Linked DNA regions of Mus musculus: all the other regions are linked to region 1. Evidence: chromatin loops called from intact Hi-C (ENCODE). Cell type or tissue: heart. All regions are shown on one strand. Region 1 holds the start of Mphosph10 (M-phase phosphoprotein 10 (U3 small nucleolar ribonucleoprotein)). Region 2 holds the start of Mtmr10 (myotubularin related protein 10). Region 3 holds the start of Nsmce3 (NSE3 homolog, SMC5-SMC6 complex component). Region 4 holds the start of Selenos (selenoprotein S).

What was found. Peaks named below come from ENCODE experiments on the same cell type or tissue, not always from the same donor. Only the 100,000 strongest peaks of a DNase experiment are listed, where the experiment ranks them.
Region 2: it touches region 1 in a loop (12-fold over the local background); 5 of 42 quality-filtered maps call a loop at or near these places.
Region 3: it touches region 1 in a loop (5-fold over the local background); 7 of 42 quality-filtered maps call a loop at or near these places.
Region 4: a loop joins it to region 1, with 7 times the contacts of the local background. A loop is called at or near these places in 6 of 42 quality-filtered maps.

Annotation. Positions count from the first base shown.
Region 1 is chr7:64,390,683-64,395,682 of GRCm38, forward strand. Mphosph10 (M-phase phosphoprotein 10 (U3 small nucleolar ribonucleoprotein)) reads right to left here and starts at 1,554. Exons shown (of 11, transcript NM_026483.2): 1 at 1,424-1,554. The coding sequence starts at 1,512. It overlaps Mcee (methylmalonyl CoA epimerase), which reads left to right and starts at 1,940. Exons shown (of 3, transcript NM_028626.2): 1 at 1,940-2,161. The coding sequence starts at 2,116. In heart, no CTCF peak of the experiment used is centred here; DNase peaks (open chromatin) are centred at 1,659 and 1,999; H3K4me3 peaks cover 2,985 bases; H3K27ac peaks cover 2,112 bases.
Region 2 is chr7:64,282,732-64,287,731 of GRCm38, forward strand. Mtmr10 (myotubularin related protein 10) reads left to right here and starts at 4,939. Exons shown (of 16, transcript NM_172742.2): 1 at 4,939-5,000. In heart, a CTCF peak has its summit at 4,821; a DNase peak (open chromatin) is centred at 4,880; H3K4me3 peaks cover 935 bases; H3K27ac peaks cover 699 bases.
Region 3 is chr7:64,870,972-64,875,971 of GRCm38, forward strand. The region is part of intron 2 of Fam189a1 (family with sequence similarity 189, member A1); the gene reads right to left. It overlaps Nsmce3 (NSE3 homolog, SMC5-SMC6 complex component), which reads right to left and starts at 2,069. Exons shown (of 1, transcript NM_023239.5): 1 at 711-2,069. The coding sequence starts at 1,947. The coding sequence ends at 1,108. In heart, a CTCF peak has its summit at 2,018; a DNase peak (open chromatin) is centred at 2,070; H3K4me3 peaks cover 2,031 bases; H3K27ac peaks cover 1,615 bases.
Region 4 is chr7:66,077,403-66,082,402 of GRCm38, forward strand. Selenos (selenoprotein S) reads left to right here and starts at 2,247. Exons shown (of 6, transcript NM_024439.3): 1 at 2,247-2,387; 2 at 2,930-3,064. The coding sequence starts at 2,312. In heart, a CTCF peak has its summit at 2,948; a DNase peak (open chromatin) is centred at 2,249; H3K4me3 peaks cover 2,110 bases; H3K27ac peaks cover 1,556 bases.

The DNA.
Region 1 (5,000 bases):
AGGAACACTTTAAGCGTAATGAGAACAGAGTTGCAGGCTGAAGTTTGAAATGATAATTTACAATGTGGAAACAAAAAGCACGATAGAGTTGAGTTGTTAGAAAGCTGATGAAGCATCGCAAAGGATTTTTATGTTGGAGACGCAGTCAGTATGACAACTAGGAATCAGTGTCTAAATATAGCGTAGGCAGGATGCTAAAGGGGATAGAGAAAATAGGACAGAGAAAAATGAAAGCATCAAGGAAGCAGACTAGCTGAATCTAAATAAATGAAATGATAGAACTGCCTTTTCGTGGGGCCGTAAACGTAATGGAAACAGGGAAATGACTTCAGGGGAGAGAAGAGTACAGGAGGGGGTAAGGAGCTCTATTTTGGACACAATGAGTCTGTGATACTGTTGCTAAGATTTTCATTATAAGTCAGAGTCATACGCAAACTTTATATGCCCCAGTACAGGGGAATGCCAGGGCCAAAAAATGGGGAATGGGTGGGTAGGGAAGTAGTGGGGAGGGTATGGGGGACTTTTGGGATAGCATTCTAAATGTAACTGAGGAAAATACGTAATAATAAAAAATATTTAAAAAATAATAAGTCAGAGTCATAATTTTACAGAACTTAATCAAAGTGCTGGGAAGAAAGAAGTCTCTCCTATTTTTTTTAAATTTATTTTTCTTTCCTACAAAGCATCCCAATTGCAGCCTCTTCTCCCTCCTCACCTCCTCCAGATCCACAGTACTCCTCCGTTTCTCTTCAGAAAAAGTAGGCTTCCAGAGATATCAACCAAACACAACCCCTCATTTCAAGGCAATCCGGCAGGGGTACAAGAGCTCCAAGAGCCTACTGCCACTGCTACAAGTTCCACAAAAATCCCAAGCTTAACAATCACAATATATATGCAGAGGACCCAGCGCTAACCAGCGCAGGCTCCTTGATAGCCAGTAAAGTCTCTGTGGGCCCCTCCCTGAGCCCTGGTTAGTGGATTCTGTGGGCCATGTTCTTGTGGTGTCCTGGGACCCCTATGGCTCCTACAGTCACCCCTCCTCCCTCTTCTGCGGGCTTCTCCGAGCTTCGTCTACTGTCTGGCTGTGGGTCTCCACCACAAGTCATGAAAATGCATTGACAAGCAACAAGTACGTACTTTCAGTGTGTATTTTGGGGACAAATTCAGAAAGCATATTCCGCCCTCAATGAGCCTCTCTGGACGCGAATAACTGGGCTTAGTGCAATAGCCCACAACTAGGAAATCTGCACCGAGCCGCTTTTACTTTTAGCATTTTGACAGGCCAACGGAGCAAAAACTGTCTGAAGTTGGGGCTAAGCGACCTGTACTTTCCCTTCCTGGCTTTCAGAAGTTGCCATATGCTGGCCCGCCCAGCACCGGTGAGATGCGCGCTGCTCTCTCCCAGACCTGGATCTGTACTTACGTGAGGAAACACTCCGGTCGGTTGGTGGCTTTCCTGATTTCCCTCAGACACCGTTCCAGAGTCTGTCGACGAAACACGCGAGGCGCCATAGCTACACACTACGGCACCACGCGAGTGCTGCGAGCCGGCCGGCCGGCCGGAAGCAGTACGCCAAACACACGCCTTATGCAACCTGAAGCTCAGAGCCTAAAGTTCCGCCACACACAGGTTCCGGCCTATAGCCGCAAACACTTCTATTGGGCATGCGTAGGGGTGGGGCAGACCACCGAAAAGAGCCATTGGTCATCTCAAGCGCCTTGGCACTTTCTCCAAATGTTTTGTATTTCTAAGACCACAGTGGTGTCGCGTGATTGCTTTCTGCTTTTGCATTCGATACAATAAGTATTTTAATGTAACGAAAAAGAAGGTCGCTTCACGCCGCACCCGCCACTCCCCCGCTCGTCCCGCCGTCAGTCAAGCTCCGCGTCTCGTGACCCCGCCCCAGGTCTCACGCCCCGCCCCTTGCTCGCCCAGCTCTCTTCAGCGGTCTAGCTCCCTGAAGGGTATTGGGCACCCCGGACTCGCGCCCCGTCCCTGCCCCGTTTCCACGCCCACTTCAGCTTTGACACGCCCCGGGCCTCAGTCCCCGCCCCCTGCCCACTCTCCCAGTTGTCTCTGCCCTAGGTCGCTGTGCAAGCCTGTAGCTTCTGGACATGAGGCGTGTAGTGAAGGCCGCCGCGTTGGCTGCGGGCGCTACAGGTGAATACGGGGCACCATCAGGGGCTCCGGGTGCGGGGCACGCTGGACGGGAGGCCGCGGGTGGCCAAGGCCTGGGTCTGAAGTGTTGGGCTCCCGGAGCTGCACTCTCTTAGCACGGGAGTTCCTTATTGTCCTCTGTGCACAGGGGTTGCCCTTGGCAAACGTGGACCAAACAGGTAATCTGCCTAGGAACACAGCAAGTCAGGACTTGCAGTAAATCTAGAGGGGACTTGAGTTATTTATTATATGTGTGCTCTAAGAGATAGGAGAAAAGAGCAAAGTGGCGAGTCCTGAAAGTGACTCCAAGCCTGTTTTACACACGTACCACACTAAATGTTTTCATCTGACATGAGCAGGAAAGGAACAAGCGGAAGGATTTGTAAGTTCCTTGAATTCTTTCGACCTCCATCTCTTTTATCGATAAGCAGAATCTTGGTGACAGATGCCCAACTTTCCCGCCTGTCTCACTTTCTCTTCCATTTTCTTCTTTCTTCATGATGGCAGTTACTACCCTCAGTCTGAGATTGTCTACCTGGAAGAAAATATACGGCAGTATGGTTCCAGAGTTACTCTGCTACAATTGTGACAAATCCATTAGCTAGCATGCTTAAAGGGTGTTAGGCGAATGAACTGGAAGGCCTGGAGAGTTCTGTCTGCTCACCTGTGGAAACTAGTCATCTTTCCAAGTCTGCTCTTAGGTTGAATTTGGTTTTTGTGGAACCCTCTAGCCTTTCCAGTCAATCACAAAATTCCTCGTCTGCATTAACAAACAAGTCTCCAAGGCAAAGTCATGGGCCACAAACACCCCACCCCCCCACCCCCCCACCCCCGCGCAAAAAAAATAAATAAATAAAGCTGGGCATGGTGGCGCACACCTTTAATCACAGAGGCAGTGGTAGGTGGATTTCTGAGTTCGAGGCCAGCCTGGTCTACAAAGTGAGTTCCAGGACAGCCAGGGCTATACAGAGAAACCCTGTCCAAAAACAAAAACAAAAACACCTTAGTACTGTGTGTATGTATATTGTAGCAAAAGCCAGAGCACAAAAGTGAAAATGATTTTCTGATTAACAGTTAATGCTGGAGTTTTGCTAATACTCCCTGTTGTATATATGCCGGGTCAAATATAAGCCACCTTCTTAGCTCACTCATCATACGTTGGGTTTTTTGTTTGTTTGTTTGTTTGTTTTTTTGTAAATATCTACTAAAGCAGAATCACTCCTCTCTTAGCAAGCTCTCTCTCAGAAATTAGGCATTACTCGTCAGACATACTAATGATACTAAAGACTGAGAATCTGGGCTGAGACTGTAGCTGAGATGCTGCAGTGCTTTCCTAGTGCACAAAGCCTGGGTTCAGCCTTCGTTCCCACATAAACCAGTGTGGCGGTGCATACCTGTAATCTCAGCACTTGGGAAATATGCATGGCTCCATCCTCCGGTAAACACCGAGCTTGAGGGCAACCCAAGATTCATGAAACTGCATCAAACTAAAATATGATTGTATTTTTCAATTGAGGGAAAAAGGGGTTTGCAAAGGACTCTGGGTATAATTTCATGAGAAGTACTTGTCAAGTTATATAAGGGCATAGGTTTGATTCCCAGCATGGAAGGAAAAGGAGTGAGTAGAACACATTAGTTTCTCGACATCAACTCTGATGTCTGACAAATCTGGACTCAAGCCTTTGCCATTTAAAGTGATGTTGCAAAGAACCTAATCTTGATAGGCCTAATTCCAGATTTCTAAAAATGGAGGCCATAATATCAACCTACAGAGTCCCAACAAAGATTAAATAGCTCAGGTATTCAGTGTGCCTATTTTATGGCAGTGCAAACTAAAAGGCAAGGCCATGCTACCCTCCCACCTCAGAGCTTGTGCTTTCCCAACCTAGTCCCAAACTACATTTTACGTTTGTGACTTCCCAAGAGTCGGAATACAAATATCTTTGAAAAGTTAGCTCGAGGCTGGGGGATGGCCCAGCCAGTAAAGCGCCTACAGGTGCGATGACCCAAAGTGTGATGACCTGAGTGCTGTTCCCCAGCACACGTGTAAAAGAAGTTAGCCATGATTGCACACATCAGACCGAGTTGTGGCCCTGGGGAAGGAGCACAGGCAGATCTCCAGAGCTCACTTACCAGCCAGTCTAGCCAGTCACCATGGGATTCATTTAGAGACTTGTCTCAGAAACAAACATATAAGGATAATGTAGAGGATACTTAATTTCATCTTCTGGCCTTTGTGAACACACACACTTGGCTTAATGTGGTAATTCATAATATATACTTATATCAGAACACCACATTGTAAATTTTCTCAGTGGATATGATTTATGCTCGTCAATCATACCTCAATAAAATTGAGGGAGGAGTTATATTATTTTAAACCTTTTATTTCCAGTTGCTTGGCCTACAAGATTTTATCCACAGCCTCTTACTGCAGAATCATAACTCTTTCTCCTTTAGATAAAGCTCACAGAACTATTAAAAATGTGCAGCATTTATTAGATTCATCATGTTGTACATGTGCCACCGTGGTCATGTTGTAAATGTTTTCATAACCCAAACAGAAGCCCACGTGTATTAAACAGTCTCTCTCCGTCTCAGTTATATTTCTATTGCTATGAAGACACCACAACCAAGGCAACATTGGAGAAAGAATTTATTGGGGCCTTGAGTTCCAGAGAGTGAGTCCATGACCATTACGATAAGGAAGCAATGGCAGCAGGCAGGGAGGCAGGTATAGTGCTGGAGCAGTAGCTTGGAACTTACATCCTTATCAGCGAGTGGGGAGCAGAGAAGGAGACACTAAGAAACCTCAAAGCCCACCCCCTCTGGCATAATTCCA
Region 2 (5,000 bases), 110 kb before region 1:
TTTAAAAGACATTTGTGTTCAAAGCTGAATGGGATGTTTTATGGGAGCTTGGAAGGTCAGAATGTTGAGAGACATGTGGACAATGAAGACCTGGCTTGTGACATTTCAAAGGGAAGTTGGAGACCTCATTGGGGCTGTTCCTGTGACAATTTTTAGTTAAGAGTCTGGGTTCTGGTCAGCTAAGGCTAAAGAGTCAGCTGTGGTTAACAAGGGACCATCTCCGTTGAAGTAAAAACTTGGTTTTTCGAGATTAATGGATGCTGGTTAGCTGGAGCTGAGAAATCTAATGTTACTAAAGATTGACCCGAATTATTAAGATGAAATCTGGAAGTATTTCCTCGGGGTTAACACAGCAACTGTGGTCTGTGGTGGTCAAGGCTGCATCTCATGCTAGTAGCTAATCATGGTAACAGTCTTCCATATGGTTCTGGGTTTGCTGTCATGGAAGCTGCAAGATTGACAGGAAGTCTGAAGATCATTAGTGAATCCCCGAGGACAGATATGGAGTTGCACAATTTGATTTACCTTGCTAGATGTTGATTTTTGCCTTCATGATCGTTGTACCCTCGTTCTCCCACTTGTAATAAGAAAGTGTTTAACTTTTATTTTATTTTACAGAAACTCGAAGTTGAGAGACTTTGGACTTAGAGATGTTGAGTATTTTAAAGAGACTGAACTTTTAAAATGTTTGAAATGTTCTAAATAGTATGGGATTTTTAAAGTTATATTTTATATTAACCCAAGATTTTGGGGATAAAGAAGAAGAAAAGGTTATGGTTTAATGGTGACAGGTTTGTGTCAAATTGACAAGGAGTCAACTGTGCTTGTGAATTTCTTGTCAACTTGATATAAGCTAAAAAAAAAATGTGTCTATCAGATTGGCCTGTCTACAAGTCTGAGGATTTTCTTGGTTGTTGATTCATGTGGACGGCCCACTGCATTTTGCTTTTTATGTGGGTCCTAGGGATCAAGCTCAGATGCTCATCCTTATGCAGCAAGTACTTACGGACTGAGCCATCTCCCCAGCCTTCTCATTGCATTGCGTTTTGTTGATGTTGTTGTTTGGGTTTTTTGTTTGTTTGTTTGTTTTATTTCAAACCTCGACTCATACTTTCCTGAGACTGTTCTCATGTGAAATGTGCTGTCTTACACTTTTGATCTGGTGTGAGACACTTTTCCAACACATTGTGTTCTAATTGTTCTGTGTTCTCAGCTGACCTTGTCTTGCCTTCCTTCTTGTCTACTCCAGGATGCTTCATCCTCAGCAGTTGTCCTCAGAGTGGACCCTTTTCTGCAAGAGAAGGCTCCATACACTGTTTTCCCAAAGGTCCTTCAGTCCCTGTACTCAGTCCTTCCCTCCGCCAACACACACCTTATAAGGAGCCTCCTCAACCCGACTGGCTGGATCTTCCCGTAAACACCCTGGGCTACTCTGGAGTTCTCTGGATGCCTCACTGATTCCTGACACTGATACCACAAGCACTTCAGGGCGATGAACTTGTTAGCGTCTTATGCTCTATCTTGGGAAGCCCGAGGACATCATTTCCCTTAGATATGTTGCTGAGGCTTCTCTTGGGTGGTTCTGGGGATTTTCTGTTTGTTTCCTCTGCTTTACTGTGTTGTTGTTTTATCTGTTTTATGAGGACTAAAGAACTGTTGTGGCTTGTCATCTTTGCTGAATTATCCTCTCATACACTTTAAAATGCTTACATATTTTCTTGAAAAGCATATACCCAGCCAAAGGCATCATTTTGCAGCCATCAAGTACCGCCGGTTCTAGCCGTGTCTCTTACTTGTATGTACACTGTTACCACAGCCCTAGCTTCTTGCCCATGCAGGGCCACCCCAGTAGTGGCTGTTTTTAAAATACTCAGTCAGGTCACTGTCACTTCTCAGCTCAGTTTCCAATTTTCAAGATCTAGAACCTGGGCTGTTGTTTCCCTCTGACCTCCTCTCCATTGGTTTAGGCTGCTTCAGGCATCCTGGCCTCAGGGGATTCATGCTGCTGACCTTGAGTTTCACCTTTACTCCGTTTAGTCTTTGCTCAGATGCCATCAATGCAGTAAGGCCGTCCTTGATTTAACCTAAATCTTTATTGATAAATACAATTACTCCTCTCCCTCCATTCCTAACTTCCTTTACAGTACCTTTAAACTATGTTACACGTTTTATATGTATATGTACATGTACACACACACATATATATATATACATACATACATATATATTTTTTCTTTCTTTCTACTCATTTCAGTAGAATGCCATGAACCTAAAGAACATTGGACTCTTATGAGTCCTGATTCAGGCCCATCACAAAGCTGGCACTCAATAAAAATCTGTTAACTGATTGAATGAGTGACCAAATAAAACATAAAGTATCTAGCACCCATTAGGTATTCAAGAAAAAAAATATATTCTCTCTTTCTCTGTCTGTCTGTCTGTCTCTCCCTCTCTCTTCTGTCAATGAAAAAAAAAACTGATCTCTCTAGGGAATGCCAGTGTTCTCTAATATAGAAAAATCAACAATGGGAACAGATGTATAATTAGACAAGCAGCTTAAAACTTTAACACAAAAGCCCAAAGCTGGGGATGGTCTAATACACCAAACACAGTAGTGAAGATGAGACTCTAAGAAGGGCCTGCAAAGCCTATCAACAGACTGACTTCTGTCACTCCAAACTCCCAAACACACACTCTGAAACACTGACCCCTAATGAGAACATACTCAGAGACAGGGCCTTAAGACAAAAAAGTCAGGGTGTTAATCAGATAGGCTCAATGTTCTAAGAAGAAAGTCCCCCCTTGTGAGAACATAACAAGGAGGAAGCCATTGGCTAAAGATACTGGGAGCCCTGGTGGGAAACATCTTTGAAGCTGAGTCTGGTAGAGCCTACCATCTACTTGTAGGCTCAAGTTCAAGGCCAGCAACTCAGTAAAACCCTGTCAATAAAGGAGTTGGGGGTTACAGTTCAGTAATAAGTCACCTGCTAAGTACTTGGGGAGCCTGGAGTTCCGTTCAGTTGCTAGCACAGCAAGAAAAAGGGAAGGGAAACTCAAAATCCATCTTTACAGAGCCTTGCTCTTGTGCTTCTCTGACTCCACCACTGAGATAATACATTTTTGTTGTCTAGACTAGGGTGCCTGGAGCAGCCTAATGCAGTCAGAAAGGAATCAGTAGCAGTAGGTCAGACAGTAACCCAAGTGCCTAAGTGGACTAGTACAACTAGATATGCAGAATATGGTATTTTAAAATTATCCAGAAAGATAACAAATCTGGAGTTCCCCCATTTTTCAGTTTTTTTTGCTGACATGCATAAAAGATGCAGATTCTAAGAAAATATGGACAACACCCCCTCCCCCCAAAAGAGCACAAGTGTTTGAAGACTTTTAGGGAATACATCCATTTAAGGTAGAAAAGTAACAGAATCGTCATAAAAGTTAAATATGTACCAGTGTTTTTTCATGAGTAGTTCAACTGAATTTACATGTCAAAATACAGTCAAGTGTTATAAACAGATAAGCTAGAAAGATTCAGGGCTCTGACTCCAGGACAAGCTGAAGAACACACAGTATTAGTGATGTCAGTGCACTTGTCTGCATGATGACTGTGATTTCTGGGGCTCACGTCAGTTTCCCTCTGACATTCATGATAAAATGTTGAGTTTGGACCACTATTTTTCAAAGTATAGGGGCATGGAATACCACTGGCCCCCTCCCACCAAAGTCTACTTCAGTTCAGAGGCACAACAAATCTAGACATACCCTATGCTGTGCTGAAGTTGGACAGCCCTTTGCAGCTAAGTGGCAGATTCTCATTTCCACAACCTACTGTATGAATGAAGGGAAAAGGGAAAGAAAAGAAAGGACATGACTACTCTTTGGTATGGTGGAGGAGAAAGTTTTTTGTAGATAAAAGGGAGATCATAGCCAGAGGCAGAGAAATCTGGGAGAGTTCAGAGTAGACTTGACCATGAGCCATGTGAGGAGAGCAGGGCAGGAAGGGGGAGAGGAGAGAGAGGAAGAAGGTGTAGCAGCCAAGAGGGCAAAAGGTGAAAGAGATCAGTCATTAAATAACCAAAATGACTGGATTTTATAGAGAAGAGCCTCTGGGGAAGGGCAGCCCAGTCCCTGGGTTGGAGAGTCCCTGGGTAGAGGGTTGGGTATGCTAACCATAACAGGTCCCATAAAAGCTAGGGACTAAGGGATGCTGAGAGAACCTGGAAGCCAGGTATGCTATATGTTAAACAGGCACCTGACCTATTAGTCCCAGGGTTTGAAATTTAACAGTGTTTGGTTCCCACCAGCGATGGGGTCTTCTCTCCCTGGAATTCTGTTAACTTACCTGTTGAATAGCATCTTTATAAATGAGGATGGAAAGGGGCGTGGGGAGACAACTTGCTTAATATCCCTTTTCACTTAAAGTTTAACGAGAAGAATAAAATCAGAAAACTAAACTGGGGGTTCTGGTTTGCCAGCCAGTATCATCTGTCCCAGGCACTCAGCACAAGCCAAGCCTCAGAACCTCAAGGAAACCAGTGGTTAAATCAATTGGTAGCAAGAGGTGAAAGAAAAGTCTTCCCTCCTTTAATATAGCAGCCATCGCAGATGCCGGAGGACTCGGGTCCTGGAACAGCAGCTACCGTGCACACTGACCACCACAGGCCATTGCAGCTTCGCGAAGCCGGCATGACCCTCGTGAGTCGCAGTAGGCCTGTGAAATCCTCCGTGACCCCTGCGGGCCTCCGTAGAAGCGCGCTCTCAAGATGGCCTCTCGGGTCCCCGTGGCGCCCCACTCCAGCGTCGCGCTCCGTGACAGTACCGCCTAGAGACTGAAAGCTTTGACTGCAGCTCCGCGCGAGTCGCTTCCGGGGATGGGCGTGGCTCCACCAGGCTCCGCCTATTTCGGGCGGGCGCTCGGCCTGGTCCGTCCCCGCCCGTCAGTCCGCCCGGCGGGGCGGGCCGCAGACCCGGCCTGGGCAGCTGCACCGGGAACGCTGAAC
Region 3 (5,000 bases), 480 kb after region 1:
ACTTGCAACTCTTCTCAGAACAACAGTACTTACTGCCTGTGCCCAGTGTTTGGCCAGATACTATGAAGAACTCCAAGGAATCTGTGAACTTGTTTCCTGACTCACCTATAGCAACATAAAGTGCCCCTCATCTTGTGGTAGCCTTGTTCACACTGGTCTGTCCGCACCAGACATCACCCTGAGTTCTTCTAAAGAACTATTCTTCCACACCAGGGCTTTGCTCAGCTTTATCTCGTTTCCTATTTATTCACCTTAAGGGCACACTTGATTCTACAGATACACAAGCTAAATTCTTCTGGTGGAACAGGATCTGCACTTGGGCAGTGTGGTTCCCAATCAGGCCTGGTTAATCGATACGACACGACACTGTTTTATAAACCGGAGACCTAACGATTTTTACAACTTGCTCTAATACACATTCACACACTTCTGCAACACCATTGACTTAGCTTATCATGGAAAAAAAAAAAAAGTCTGGAATCATGACATTTCCTTTTTAGCCGCAATTTCTAACAGGGAAACAATAATAATAATAATGGTGAACTGACTCAAAAGTATAGTATTTGTTATACTAGAAAAGAATCTTAAGTAGAACCCATAGGACAACAGAATTATGATTATGAATATAAAAATGCTAGAAAACACATCACATAGATTTCGTGGGACCACAAGTGCTCACACCCAACAGAATATGTATATTTAAAGCTGTGTTGACAAGAAGCTAAAACAATTTTATTTTCAATTTTAAAAAGACTTTTATTTTTCCCCAGGAACTAGTCATTAAGATAATAGCTACCCTGTTTCTTTATCGTCTAGAACATCAAAGCAATTTACCAAAGTGTTCCTTCTTGAATATGTTTGGCATCATACAATTTCATTTAGGTTTAGAAAGTTAGAAAACTCTTTATAAACAAAAAGACAATTAAATGAAAATTTAAAGCTCCAAACCATAATAATAATAATAAAAAAATCAAACAAAAAACCCTGCAACACATCCTAACGCTCCAAGGCCTTTATGCGTAGCAGAATCAAGCTTCCTCCGACCCCCATTCCCCCTGTTCTTTTATACTGGATCTCCAGAGTCCCTCAGACCATAACTCAAAGAGTTCAAGAGGATGTGGCTGGGGCACTAGCAGTTGCAGGTCTAGCCCTACTCTCCTCATCTGCCAAAGCCTCGCAGTATTGTGTGGGCCAGTCTTTGGGGTCCTGGTTATGGACTTTGGCCACAAACTTAAGAACTTTCATCTTGCTGGTTTCCAGGTTGGTTCGCGGGCCCCACTGTAATTCATAGTCCACAGGATCGGTGTGGGGTATCCTCCGGTACTCCAAGTAGCGCTGCCGCACAAAGTCTTCGGTAATGAGTTTCTTTGGGTCGCCAAAAATTAAGTGTTTCTTAGTGGGGTACACTCCGAGCCGTCGCAGGAAGTCCCAGACCTCAGTCTCGGTGATGGTGTTGCCTTTCATGAAGATAAGCCCCAGGACTATCATAAGCAGGCCCGAGATGGGGGTACCCTGATCGCCCCTCATCTCCGCATCCGCCTCCACCGGCTCCAGCATGTTGATGAGGATGTAGCTGTGGCTCTTGGGCTCCAGCTCCACCAGCTTGTACCCGAACACGTATTGCAGGCGCTCGGCGGCCAGCTTCAGAAGGTTGGGGTACACGTCCCGGTAGTCGCCCACCACGTGCTTCAGGATGTCCGTCCGCTTGATCGGGATCTTCTTCTGGTCCTTGATCAGCAGGAACTGCACCAGCTCGGCCACCTTCAGCTCCAGCTGCTTCTGAGTGCGCGGCCCCACGGTCGGGGCCGACAGGGAAGCGCGGGAGCCCTGGGAGGAGCCGCCCGCGGCGCGGGACGTGCTGGGTCCTTCCTCGCCAGCGCCTCCCCAGTCCCGCTCCGGGTCAGCCTGCGTGCTGGGCCGACCGCGGCCCCTCGGCTTCTGCAACATGTCCCCGGTCGGCGGAGAGCAGGCCGCGATCGGGAGCAGCAACCGCCAGAAGACTCCGCCGAGCGAGCGCGCCCCAGAGGCTGGGAGAGAAGCTGCGGCGCGCGCGTGACGTCACGTCGCCGGCGCGCTGCGTCCGGGAGGCGGAGCGATACGACTGGGAGCCAGCCTGCGGGGGCGGGGACTCTTCATAGCTACTGCGCATGCGGAGGGCCTCGGCGCTGGCAGCAGCTCCTCCTGGGCTTTATCCCCAGTTTTAATGAGAATTGAATGGTGTTTATGAGCTCATATAAATAGAAAACAAGAACCAAAACTTCTCGGCAAGTGTGCGGTTGAGTTCTAGGGCACACCTGTTTAGACACGTCTAATAGTTTTTGGTTAGTTTTTAAGCTACAAAGTTTGTCTATGGAACACAAAGGATAAATGTGTGCGGGTGGGAAAATAAAGGGAGAGGAGGAAAAGATCTGGAAAGTCAAGAAAAAAAAAAAAAGAGTTACCGGGCAGTGGTGGCGCACGCCTTTACTCCCAGCACTTGGGAGGCAGCGGCAGGCAGGTCTCTGGGTTCGAGGCCAGCCTGGTCTACAGAGTGAGTTCCGGTGCAGCTAGGGCTACACAGAAAAAACCTGTTTCGAACCCCCCCCCCCCCCCAAATAAAAAAAAGTGTTGACTTGTGCACCAAATGCGGGACATGACAGACTAGGGGACCCTGTCCCGGTATCTGTCCTTGGCAGAGTTCATTCCCACCTGGCCAGTTAATTTCTGTACAATCCCTTGAGTCTGTAAGGGAAGTTATTCTTAAAAGCAAGACTTCTGCAATTTTCAGGTTCACATTCTCTTCATTGAATTTCAGTTAGATGACCATGAGAAACCACGTAAGCACTGCCAATAACGTGACTTAGTTTGGTAATGTGGACTGACCTTTTGGAAGACATGTTTGGGAAAACTGCCGCGGACCCACATCCACAATTTTAGCAGAAACATGTTAGAGGAATGCTAACCCCAGAGGCACTTGCTCTCTCCAGAGATTACCATTTAATTTAGGTTACCAATGATTGGGAGTAGCAATAATGTGAATTTCTTAATTCTCTCTCTTAATATATAAGCTTTAAAATCTCAATAAGAAAGAGAAGAGCTATCATCCTTTATAATTTGTGGTGTGTGTGGCTTGTAGATGGTTTAAATTGTGCAACTCTAATAGACAAAATGAGTCATTTCATTAACTCAAACCATCAGCAGTCTGTTGCTATTACTGCTGTGGATCTCAGCAAATGGGTTTCTTCTCCATTTACTGACAACGGAACTGAGTTTTCCTCTCTCTTTTTTAAAGCTACCAAGAAAATAGGTAAACTATTCAGAGAACGAACTCAAATTGATTTCCTCCTTAATGCAAATATATTCAGAGGAAAGCAATTCAGATCACATTATTTGAATAATAACACCAAAACATGGCCTTATTAAAATTTCATTAAATGTAAGCAGCATAAAATTTTTGTTTATAATTCAATATGAAAATGCACTCTGATAATGGGACCTGCAATGCTAATATAAAATCCCACCCCATGTTGTGATTCAAGTGTTCTGAAATCTAGTGAGCTTTGAGCAGTAACTTTCTATTCCATACAGGGTCTACGAAGACATCATCAAAGGTTGGTCGCAATGGCAGAGGCTGCAACAGTTTGAATGTGTCCTTTAAAGCTTGCATGTTGGAAATGTAATCCCCCCACTGAAGAGGGCTTTGTCCTCATGAGTGAATGAATGCCATGTTCTCTGTAATGAGTTAAGATTAAATCAATTTTGCCATTGTACTCTCTAAACCTCTCACGACACAGTGATGCTCCACAGATGTGGTACCTGGCCCCTAGTCCTCCCACCCTTCAGAGTCACGAGTGGAGGACAATTCTCCTATTTCCAGTTTACTCACTCTGTGCATTATTTTACAGCAACACAAAATGGACCGAGACCAACTAAATAAAACACAGCATCATGACACTCTTCCATTCATCTGCTTCAGTTTCCCTGCATACTGAATTCTGTATTTAAGTTCATCAAAGCCTCCTGCGATCTAAAAAATCTGCAAAAAGGTCCCTCCAGAAGGATCAGTTGTGCCTTGAGCCAAACAATTTCAGCAGCCAAGAGATAAGAGAGAAAAGGAAAATAAGATGAGAGCTGCTGTCAGCCATCAGGCTGCGTTTCAGTATTTTCTGTGTTAATTTCTTCACAGAGAACCATGCGACTCCAGAAGCTAGGCTAGCACCCAAGACTAGAAACCACAGCATCTTTTAGCAGCACCCCCCACACAGACAGCAGATGATCATGACTCAAAACACAGGAAGAAGGATACAGTTTTAAATCTCAAAACACCTTTCTCCATGCCATCCAGGATGCAGACGAGAAAACACAGGCACAGAATGATGTTATTAAAATGGAGGTTAGAAGTTGCAATGAGAAGGTCACCCAGACCCTGCATCCTACTTCCAACCGACAATGGAAACTATGAAGTCCTAACACGGAAGGTGGCAAAGGCAAGAGTCAATGCCTTTGCAAAGGTAACTGCAAACACTGCCTCTTCAGCCTCACACCAACCCTGTGGGGCCTGTTGGTCTATTACTTTCATTCATGGAGAAACAGATAGGTAGAACGTAGACAAGGTGACCCTGAAGAATATAACTTTGGCCTCAGGGAATCTAGACTACAATTCTGGAAAAGCTACCCACACTCCAAATTTCAGCTTCCAGACCAACAATCTGAAACCAAGGAATTCCGAATTCAAAGAATTAGCTGGGATTTGTTTGCTAAGGACCTAGCACAGGGGCTGGCAGGGTGCTTAGGTACTGTTAGTTTCTGTTTAGGGGTTGACTTTCTTAGGGTCCTGGTCGGGCTGCAGAATTAAATTCATGAGGCAGTTTTAAAATTTAGTTTGGTTTTTGCAGTCCTGGGGGTCAAATCTGGGGCCTCTCATACATTGGGCAAATGTGCTACTATTGTGCTATGCCCACAGCCCAGGAGACAGATTAATTAAATAAATGTATACACCTTTAGTCCAAGTGGAAGGAGAC
Region 4 (5,000 bases), 1.7 Mb after region 1:
AACCCATGCACTCAATTCAAAATACCTTAAATTTTAGTTGAATATTATACTGTGTATCTAAGTATGTACACTGGGTTTGTAAACAAAGTTATTGTTGGGTGTGTGTGTCTATTTTTAAATTTGGCTTTGCTGTTTGGAGAGGGGGCTAACTACAGAGATATGCCTGCCTTTGTCTCCCATGGTTTTGGTTTTGTTTTTTGAGGCAGGCTTACACTGCCAAGTGTGGCCTTCCTGTTGACACCAAAGATGACTCTGAATTCCTGATCCTCTTACCACCATCTCACAAATGCTGGGATGAGAGACATTTGCCACATACTCGGGTTTGCAGTGGGGGACCTTACACCTAGGATTCTGTACGTGCTAGGCAAGGAAGCACCTGGCCAATTGAGATACAATCCTACTCCTACTTTGTATGTTTTAACATGTTATCTTTCTGAATTGCTAGTTTCCATGTTAGATTGCAAAGTTCCAAGCGGAAGAGATTCCTTGGCTAAGACTATGTAAAATAATGATTTCATTATTACACTGTTTTATCTGTGTATCATGTACTTTGATCCTATCCATTCACCTCCCTTTTTATTGGTTTTGGGTTTTTGGTTTTTTTCAAGATAGGGTTTCTCTGTAGTCCTGGTTGTCCTGGAATTCACTCTGTAGATCAGGTTGGCCTTGAACTCAGAAATTTGCCTGCCTCTGCCTCCCAAGTGCTGGGATTAAAGGCATGGTTTTGGTTTTTTAAGACAGGGTTTCTCTGTGTAGCCCTGGCTGGAACTCACCCTGTAAACAGAGCTGGCCTCTAACTCAGGGATCAGCCATCCTCTGCCTCCTGAGTGCTGAGATTAAAGGAGTGAGCCAGCACCTCCTCTTTTAATGAAACTAACCCCTCTTAACCAGTGTGCGGGGATTAAAGGCTTTTAAGGCAAGGTTTCTCTGTGTAGCCCTCACTGTCCTGAGCGTCAAATTCAGAGACTCACCTGTGTCTGCCTGCTGAGTGCTGGGGTTGAAGGTGTGTGCCAACATTTCCCCTCCACCTTGTCTTTTAATGAAACTAAACATTACTTATTTCATCATCATGATTGCAGATGTTAAGGGACTGGATCAACAGGCAAATGAGCAACCTCCTCTCTCGTAACCAGATGTTTCACTTGCTCTGTATGATGTGAGAAATCACCTTAAGCAAAGAGAGAGGGTTCAAACTGGCCTCAGAGGTGGGGTGGCAGTCATCGGTACCAAAAAAGAAAAAAAAATTAAACTGATCCTTTTTTACCACTGAGAAAACTATTAAAATCATAAAACTTTAAAAATTTAGCAATTTTTTAAAAAAGCCATGTTGTGTCTGAAAAAAAAAATCAGCAAATTCATGGCTATCTTCATATTCTTAGCTTCATATCCAGTCATCAAAGTCTATTTTCAAGGTGGTTGATAATGTGAAGTGACTCCAGGCTTTTCTCTCCCATGTCCCCAGATGGAGTCGCTGAATTAGAAGATCCTTAACAGACTAGTTTTTATGACACAGTGAGTTTTATTTCCATTTTGGAGATTCAAAGTCCTCAAGCTTGGTACAGCACCGTATAGATTCCATCAGGCTCCTCAGGCTGAGTCATCTCACGGTGGGGTGCACAGAAATCTAGTCTCTTTTTCTCTGGGGACACCCACATTGACCTCATATAGTAGTTTCCCAAAGGATCCCACCTTTAAACACCACAGAGTTCTCACCTTCTTAATCCCATTAATCTATGGAAACTTGATTCCATCAGTTCCTTTTCAAATCGCAGCTATCTCCTTTATTGCCTTCCTAGTATGTTGCAGAGAACCATTACAAAAACTGTGGTAATGTAACACATAAGAGCCTAAGTTGAAGTCATTACTACATTAATTCCTTCCCTTGAGACAGTGGATCAGAAGAAAGGAATTCTAAGTAGATCGCTTTCCGCACGTTAGGGGAGGGGAATCTATGCTGCAAACCTTTAGGGCCCGGTGACAAGGGCGGGACTCAAATCTCATCTCCAGGAGGTTTCAAATCTCTTGAGCCTCAATGTCCAATCAGTATCAAATACAAGATCGGTTATCCGAGCTATGCCGAGTTGAGCTGCGAGCTCCTCCCTGAAAGTCAAACGCGCTTCCGCCTGGGCATCTTTCAGCCCCGCCCTCTGGTCACACCCCCCCTGTGATTGGTCGAGCGTCGAGGTAGGTCGAGCCACGATAGGTCAGTACCGCCACGGCAGTGAGCGCCACGTGTACATAGGGCCGAACCGGAAGCGCAGAGCAGAGAGGAGCAGCGGGCTTGTCGTTGGTGGCGGTGGCGGTGGCCGCCATGGATCGCGATGAGGAACCTCTGTCCGCGAGGCCGGCGCTGGAGACCGAGAGCCTGCGATTCCTGCACGTGACAGGTCAGGGGCGGCGGGCGCCGCCATGCTCGGTGGGTCGGCCTCCAGGAGGCTTGGCGTTAACGCCGCGGACTGGCCGAGCCTGCTTGTTGGGCCGGAGCTCACCTTTCTCGAAGTCGCCCTAGCTGGGCGGGCGCTCGCGGACTTGGCTCACGGGAGTCCCTTTAACATTTTCCTTTTGCAGTGGAGTCCTCCGCCCGGCGTTTCACTCTACCCGACACTAACACACTGTTGTCTCACTCCTTAACAAAGTGTAACTCACGGAGTCTGGATGGCCTTTGCTTTCCTGAATCAGATAGACACGTCCCCTTTAGTCCTTCAGAACCTAGCTGCTGGGCTCTGCACCCTCCGGGCTACTCCCGAGTCCCCTTGTAGTTGAGAAGTTTCTGTACCCAGCGATTCGCTTCTTAGGAGTCCATTTCCAGCTAGACTGTGAAGGTTCTGAAAGAAGAAGCTATGACTATTTTTGTAGAGTATTATTGAAAAAAATGCTATTACCATTTCTGAAACTGGTTTCTTTCTCTTTTTTTTTTTTTTCCCCCCAGTGGGCTCCCTGCTGGCCAGCTATGGCTGGTACATCCTCTTCAGCTGCATCCTACTCTACATTGTCATCCAGAGGCTCTCCCTTCGACTGAGGGCTTTGAGGCAGAGACAGCTGGACCAAGCCGAGACTGTTCTGGGTTAGTGCCATGTGGTAGAAATGAAGGCGCCTGTCATTTACTTAGTGGGTGGTGGCAAGACATGCCTTTGAGGTTTGAAAGATTTTTATTGAGATGCAAAGACTCCGTGATGGTGTATAGCATACTCAATGCACATCTTGTTCGGTGCATGGGGACCAGTCCCTGGAGATGGCCAGGTCTTGTGGAGGAAACAAGAAGTGTCAAGGGGCGGGGGTGGGGGTGGGGGGATCAGGCATTGGGGTCCTGGGAATCTTGCCACCTGACTGACTGGAAGTGGGGTGCTGCTTTATACAGCACTCCGTAGACAGGGATGGATTCATAGATCATATTTTTGTCCCCAGATGTATTTTAGCTTCCTCGTAGTCATAAGTTTAGCCATCATTGATAAACCGTGACAGAGCAGAGTTATCTTTTACAATCATTTTCCCTCATCAACCCCGTAGCCCATTTTTTTAAAGAATCTAGAGGCATATTTTGCCAAAGCATGACAGTCCATTCTCAGGCTGGTAGCTCTTATGGTTTCAAAGGCACTAGACAGAAAATCTCCAAGCCAGCCTGGGTAGGTTGTCATGTCCTATGGCAGTAGATTAGCAGTTTATTTAATCAACTTTTGATGGTTAGAGTGCTAATTGTCATTAGGCCCAAGGAAAATCTTCAGGCCAGAACTGCTACAGTTATTATTCAATTTTGGATGTAATACAATGTTTTTATCTTTGTGGAATTTATTTTTAGGTCTGAACTTGGTATTCTTTTGTTCCTTGGCCATAGGACATCACAGTGGTCCTGCATAGACTAATTTTTCCAAGGGAGGTCTTAATCCCTCATTCTTCTATCATTTATCCACACCATCCTTTGTCCATCAGGATAAGCCCCCGTGTAGGGCAGAGATAACTCAAGCCGGTTTAACTTTGTTGTTGTATCTTTTTCCTGGAGGGGCATTCCATATGTGCCCCCCCCAATGTTATATATGCCACGTATTCCCCTGAGTGACAGGAGGAAGAGGCTTTAACCTGATTGATCGGCTGCCAACCTCTCCAGCCTGCTGAGTCTTATTTCTCTTTTAAGTTTACCTTGTTCTAATTATCTTGTGCCTGAGTAAATGGAGAGGCGAGTGCGTGATCCAAGGATATCTTGGAGCCTGAGCCTCACAAGGAGATCTCTGGTGTCTTTATTTGAGACACAACCTCCGGGCCTAAGGAAGACCCTCAAGTAGAGCCAGATAAGGATGTCTCCCTAAAAGTGGGGTGAGTGGTATGCTTAGGACTCCCCTAGGAACGCTTAGAAGCTGTCCTCTTGGGAGAAGGCATAAGAGAGTCATACGCTTCCCATCAATCCCCAAGTTGTACAAATATTAAAAGTCCCCAAGCATGCAACACATGGAGATCAAGACCAGAAGTGGAAGACCATGTGACAGCGATTGTATCGCTCTGCTCAGCTTTGATAGATAGCGGTCAAGCAGCTGTGCTGGCTTTGTGACTTTCACTGTTCCCATTAGCTGTGGCTGGGCCAGTTAGTGGGTCTTAATTTACAGAGGATTAAAATGAAAATGTCACCCTTTTCTTTGTGCTCCAGCGACACCCCCCAGTGAACCTCTCTAGAATTATTGTGAGTGACCAGAAACTCAGTGTTAGGGTCTGTCTGTCCCTCCATCCCTCCCTCCCTCCCTTCCTTCCTCCCTCCCTTCCTTCCTTCCTTCCTTCCTTCCTTCCTTCCTTCCTTCCTTCTTCCAGTTACTGTGCCACACCTCCCCCCATCTCCAGTGTTAGGTTTTACACGCACTCCATTTTGATTTTTCCCTGACCTCATCAGACCTGATTTCCACTTACCATTTGGTTGTTTAGAGAAAGCTCAAAGGGCAGCCATTCTGTGTAGAAGCTTCACTCCTGTGTGTGTATCCTAAAGAAACACTGTTTTATATTGCAGTATAACTTAAATA